Linked DNA regions of Homo sapiens: region 2 is linked to region 1. Evidence: chromatin loops called from intact Hi-C (ENCODE). Cell type or tissue: heart right ventricle. All regions are shown on one strand. Each heading gives the region's core, and the rest is flanking DNA. Links, peaks and the distances in the headings are about the cores only.

Region 1 (2,925 bases), core at 91-2,590:
AATAATCAGTTGATGTCCCATGTAACCACTCAGGGGTTCATTCTGTCAGCTTATCAATAAAATCTTAGCTCTTCAAAGCCCAGAATGAACAATAAGTTCGGTGTGTCCCTAACAAAAGTGTTAAGAAGAAACGTTTAATCTCTAAAAATTTCCCTGATGTGCACTACCACATAAAGCAGCTTACTGTGTGTTACAAGAAAGTTATCATGCCTTATCAGAGATACTATATTTAGAAACACAATCGGCAATTAAAACATTAGTTTCAATCTATTTTACAGATACTTTAACACCATTAATTTAATTTTGATACATGTGAAAAACCTCCTTCCATTACTTAAAATTTAATAAGCAAAACATACTGAAAAACAGTTTGGTAATTTATCTATATCTTACACTTATAATCAGTTAGCTAATTTTTTTAAATTCTGCGTGATGTCAGTGCAAAGTGCAGCAAAACACTGTCTGCTGGATATCCAAAGCAAAATATGGAAATGAGAAAAGGATATTAAAAAAATAAAGATACACCTAAGTGGATTCTGGCAATTACATGATTAACAATCAGGTTATTGGAATTTTCCACTCTGTCTAAAAAGAAAGTAACAAAAATTGTGTTGGTCTGCCCCAACCCCCACAACAGATATCCCCCTCCGGAGTTCCACTGTGAATAAACTCCTCAACCTTCTCTAGCTGCTCTTGTTTCCAGGCCTTGCTTGAATTATCTAATCTTTGTTCTGCAAACCTAAAGTCACAAAGTAACTAGTGTGTTGTCTTTCATGTTTTTGTTTTGTTGCTCTGTGGTTTGTTCCCTAAGTCCCTCTCTGCCAACCATCATCTTTCCCCAAATCAACATAGTCCCTGAGGCCTCGACAATGTCAGGGGAAGAAAATTTCCACTGAGCATTCAGTGCCCTGGTAGGAGGCCATTTTTCAGGCTCAAGGACCTGTTAACACCTGATGGACATGCAGGGAAGAGACATCAAGAACTTCCCTTAAAAGCCCTCTAGGGCTGGAGCTGTTCTACTGCCCTTGAGAAAGAAAATCAGACTTGCTCAACTGATTGATGATGCAAGTCCGGCTGCTGGAACAACTAACAGAGAGAATCTTCCCTCTAATGTTTTGAGAACAGAACGTTCTCAGATTCCGTGCTCACTACCCTATGGATGACTAGGAGGTAGAGAAAAGTGAAGGGGCTTCTATAACCAACACCCCAGTGAAAACCTAAGAGAAAAACAAAATGAAAAAGTCAAAGTGGAGGGCTGTGTCCTGGTATCCTCACTGTCCTGTCTTCAGGAGAAAATGCTGATGATTCACTCTCTGCACTTCAGCTCTTGTCCAGTTCTCCTGAGCTTCAGTTTTTATTTTCTTTTCCTGAACCCTGGATGAACCAGAATATTAGTAAAGGATTATAAACATAGTTGACAATTCTAAATGGTAATCCAAAGAGTTGTAACAATTTCCCTTCATAAAGGGAAATCATAATTGAGTCCTGGAGTTTTGAAAACTAGGCTAAACCTGGGCATATAATCATTGCTTGAATGGGGTACTCTTTTCTGTTTGAAGATGGTTTCACCTATTCCTTATCACGAGCAGGATAAATAATGTGTCTTCTTTCCTCTTCCCCAGCAGTGGTGTTACACTTGCCCTAACCCACATTTAGTTCTATTTTTCCATTTTTATTTTTGAGATGGGAGTCTTGCTCTTTTGCCCTGGCCAGAGTGCAGTGGCGCAATCTTGGCTCACTGCAACCTCTTCCTCTTGGTTCCAGTGATTCTCCTGTCTCAGCTTCCCGAGTAGCTGGGATTACAGGGGTGTACCACCAAAACCGGCTAATTTTTGTATTTTTAGTACAGACAGGGTTTCATCATGTTGGCCAAGCTGGTCTCCAACTCCTGACCTCAAGTGATCTTCCCCCCTTGGCCTCCTAAAGTGCTGGAATTACAGGTATAAGCCACCATGCCGGGCCCACATTTAGTTTTACTTCTATGTACCCAGTTTACTTATTTTATTCCCCATGAATCCCAAATTGTAAAAGTTTTATTTTTAAAAAAGTACATTAAGAAGGCTTTTATATAAGCTGTTCAACAAATTATTTTTAAAATAGAAAATAGTTCTAAAGAGGCCTTGGGCTAACTCAAGATTGGGAAGGACTGATTTTTCTTTTCACAACTCCTCCCCAGAATGAAAATCTTACAAATTCTGAGAATCTCAGAAAGGTTGTGGCATCTTAGTGGACACCGGAGCTAGTTTCCCAAGCCCCATGCATTCACTTTTACTTCTGTCTTCATTATTTTCACCATCTCCATCCACATCTACCATATTGTTATTTTAAAAAATGATTCACTTTTGATAAATAAATCTACCTTCAGAGGAAACTTTGTATCACTTCTTCAAATGGAAAACCAGTATGTAACCCTTTGTAGGTGAGAAAGACTTTTATAATGCATGTTATAAAACCTAACCAATGATATTAAATTCTGCTAGAACCTGCTGTTTCTCAGAGGCTCTGAGTGGAACCATGTTCTTTCTTTGTTAAATAATGAGCTTACAACTGGGAGAGACAGATTAAAGATACTAGTACCAAATTGAGACTTTCTCCTTGGCTTTATCAGAAGGATTAAAAAAGAATTGAAAATGGAATTGCTTCAACATTGAACCACAGTAATGCGAATTGGTGAATGATTTACGAGCCACCAAAAAATCCTCTCCCAACCTATCCGTGAGTGGTACAAGGCTCATATATTGGGCAACTGAGCTACAGGAGACTTAAGAGACCCTCATGAACCTCCACGCTATAATCTTGACCCTTAAGCACTGGATTCCTAACAGTGCAATTCACAAAGCACGTACTGAGGGGCTACATGGACACTTACACTGCTAAAGACATAATCAACCAAGAAGCCAGATTCTTTACACTTGCCCCCAAACC
Region 2 (2,925 bases), core at 283-2,782, 84 kb after region 1:
ACAGCTAACTTAAAATGCAAACATTTAAATTCTGACGTTTAACTGTTGAGAGGCCATGTCAGTCTACGGAAATACACACAGCATAAAAAACAGTAATTTTTCCCCAGTTCTGTCCCTTGTAAGAATATTTCAAGCAACCATTCTCTTAGATTTAAAAATAAGAACTCATGAGGTTTTAAGACAGTTAAAAATTTTAAATGCCTAGATGAACCTTGAAAACATTTTGCTAAGTGAAAGAATCCAGTCACAAAAGGATGTGGGATTCCATTTCTATGAAACGTCCAGACTAAGTAAATCTATACAAACAGAATGTATATTTGTTGTTATCAGGGGATGGCGGGAGGGCAGAATGCAGTGTAAGTGCTAATAGTTACTAGGGTTTTTTCTTAAGCGATGAAATATTCTAAAACTGAACTAGATGGTTGCAACTCTGAACACATTAAGAACTATTGAAAAGTCAGTACACCTTAAATGGGTGAATTGTATTGTATGTGAATTATATCTCAGTAATTCTGTTAACAAAAAATTAACATGCCTGATAACATTCACAACAGCATATAAGGAAATCAAGTTAATCTCACATAACTTCCATACGATGCTAAAACACATAATTCCCGACACCCTGGACTCCTTGTTTTAGACCACTTCTCAAATCAACCAACAATTGCCCTTCCTAACACCCATCATCAGCATCGTCATTCATGTATGCCTGCCCCTCTAGACTATCAACTCTGTGAGGACAGAGACCATGTCCTTCTTACACGGTGCTATAATCTCAGCACCTAGCACACACCCACCAATAAACATCTGCAGTAAGAATTAATATATGTATGTATGTACATACATCTGTATGTATGAATGAATGAATGAAATTACTAGATTGGAGCAACTGAATCAATGAAGTACTTGTATTCTACTTGTCCCCTTAAATCTGTTTGTCAATTCTCCCCAGGCTCCTGGCCACCTAGGTAGAGACACTTCCCAGCAGCCCTCAAAGTTTGCTGGGCCTTATGACCACAATCTTACCAGTTAAGTGACAATGAGTGGGATGTATACAATGTTTAACTCTTTTGATCAAAAGAAAATTGCTTGCTTTGGACATCTCCATAGTGCGGCAACAACATAGCTTCAACCATATGATAAAGACAAAGCCCCAAGGGAGGAGAGCACAGACGGAAAGATCTGCCCAGACAAGCTACATTGGTCTGGTTGTTTCACGAGAGAAGTAGACTTCTATTTTATTTAAGCCATTTTACGCTGGGGTCTCTTTGTTACACCAGCCTAGTCTTTACCCTGACGGTTACAACCCAGGCATGAGTGTACTGTATGTGTGTACGGGGGATCAGGGAGCATTTCAATGCTTAACTGAATTGACTGATCACATTCCAGCCAATGCGGTCATCTGGTAACTCAGTAACGACTGCTTCCAGTGTCTTCATAACAACTTCCTTAATTAATGGTCACATAATTCAAATGCTAAATACTCTAAAAAGGTAGTTTTGAATGGGTTTAGCTCAGAATTGCTGTGTCATTAGGTAAATGTTCAAATCACTCACATATACACTTTTAAAGGAACTTATATTTCAAATAACTGAATAGCATTTTAGCTTTATTTTTCACCAAGAAATAATTTATAATAGGTAAGACACAATGAATGTTATCTACAAGGATGCATTTATAGTTCCTTCATCTAACATAAAACACCTTAAATTAGGGATGGAGTGGGGGGAAAATTGCAATGATTCAACTTCCTTTTGATTGTTTTTTAGTTTTCTCTCAAATAACCTGACTTTAAAAAAAAAACTGAACCAATACACAAAATGTGAAGCTTGGAGATGCCTAATGTTTAAAACTAACCATTTTAATTGTAATCTATATGGCCTTGATGATTATCTTCAACTCTCAATGCCATTCAGAATTGAATATAAGATGATGAATTTTACAAATTGGATTTGAATTTTAAGCAAATGCATGTGGGTAAATTGTCAATGGTGAGGGGAGGCAGGAAAAAATGCCACAGAAACCTTTATTAGATCACCAAACCAAGGCAACCATAATAGAATGACATCTGTATAATTGTGACCAGTGCATCCCTCTTTAGTTTCCATCTTGACATTCTGGATGACCTTGGGTAAACTATTTATCATCAACGGGACCGTTTTTCCAGTCTGTAAAGTGGGGATTATGAGAATTGCCAGCTACCTCTTAGGAATGCCAGCAACCAGATCCATTTTGTAAAGCACTCAGATCTAGTTGGAAGAAAATTGTTATATCACTCCCGAGTATGATGACTGTTATTTATGACTCTTCAGACCATAGAATCCAAATTTTCAAAATGGCTTCATTTGGTTTTCTGAATTTGCCTGGCGACTTTTATGTATATAATCAGTTATTCCCATAGTACCTTTGTAGGCATATTTCTGTGCATCTATACTGACTCTTAATAATTCCCAGGTTTCAAATTTGAGGCGTGGTATTTACTGAGAAGCTCCTGGCATCTGAAGTCTACATGCTTCTTGCAGTGTGAAAGATGATGCTGATTTTTTTGTCCATTGCTGGATGGCAAGGTCTTCTCCTCATTTAAGGCTTATTCATCAGGAAGAAACGCTAACCACTATATTCACTTGAAACATCTTTTTAAATTGTATATTTCCAACAAACCTTTTATTTCTTTCTAGATAAGAGATCAAGATATATACAAATTAGTCTTTGAAAGATCTTTCACCTTGTTCAAAGGTAAAAATTACATTTATTACTTAAGTCTATATACCCTAACTTATTTCTCCCCAAAATTTGAAATTAGCATCAAAACACAGATGGAATGGATACTGTAAAAGAAAAAAAAAAGTGTTAAGTAATGAAATGTTCACTTGGAATAGGAATACTGAAGATGATGTATGATATACTTTGGAAATGTGTCCCCTC

Evidence for each region. Peaks named below come from ENCODE experiments on the same cell type or tissue, not always from the same donor. Only the 100,000 strongest peaks of a DNase experiment are listed, where the experiment ranks them.
Region 2: it touches region 1 in a loop (1.9-fold over the local background); 8 of 110 quality-filtered maps call a loop at or near these places.

What each region holds. Positions count from the first base shown.
Region 1 is chr3:71,209,544-71,212,468 of GRCh38, forward strand. The region is part of intron 5 of FOXP1 (forkhead box P1); the gene reads right to left. Among named protein-coding and RNA genes, the nearest start is that of FOXP1-AS1, 79 kb to the right of the region's middle. RefSeq lists an enhancer at 628-1,173. In heart right ventricle, for the core only: no CTCF peak of the experiment used is centred there; a DNase peak (open chromatin) is centred at 1,033; H3K27ac peaks cover 1,110 bases.
Region 2 is chr3:71,293,772-71,296,696 of GRCh38, forward strand. All of the region lies in intron 5 of FOXP1 (forkhead box P1), which reads right to left. FOXP1-AS1 (FOXP1 antisense RNA 1) reads left to right here. Exons shown (of 5, transcript NR_126463.1): 3 at 2,679-2,736. Among named protein-coding and RNA genes, the nearest start is that of FOXP1-AS1, 5.5 kb to the left of the region's middle. In heart right ventricle, for the core only: no CTCF peak of the experiment used is centred there; no DNase peak of the experiment used is centred there.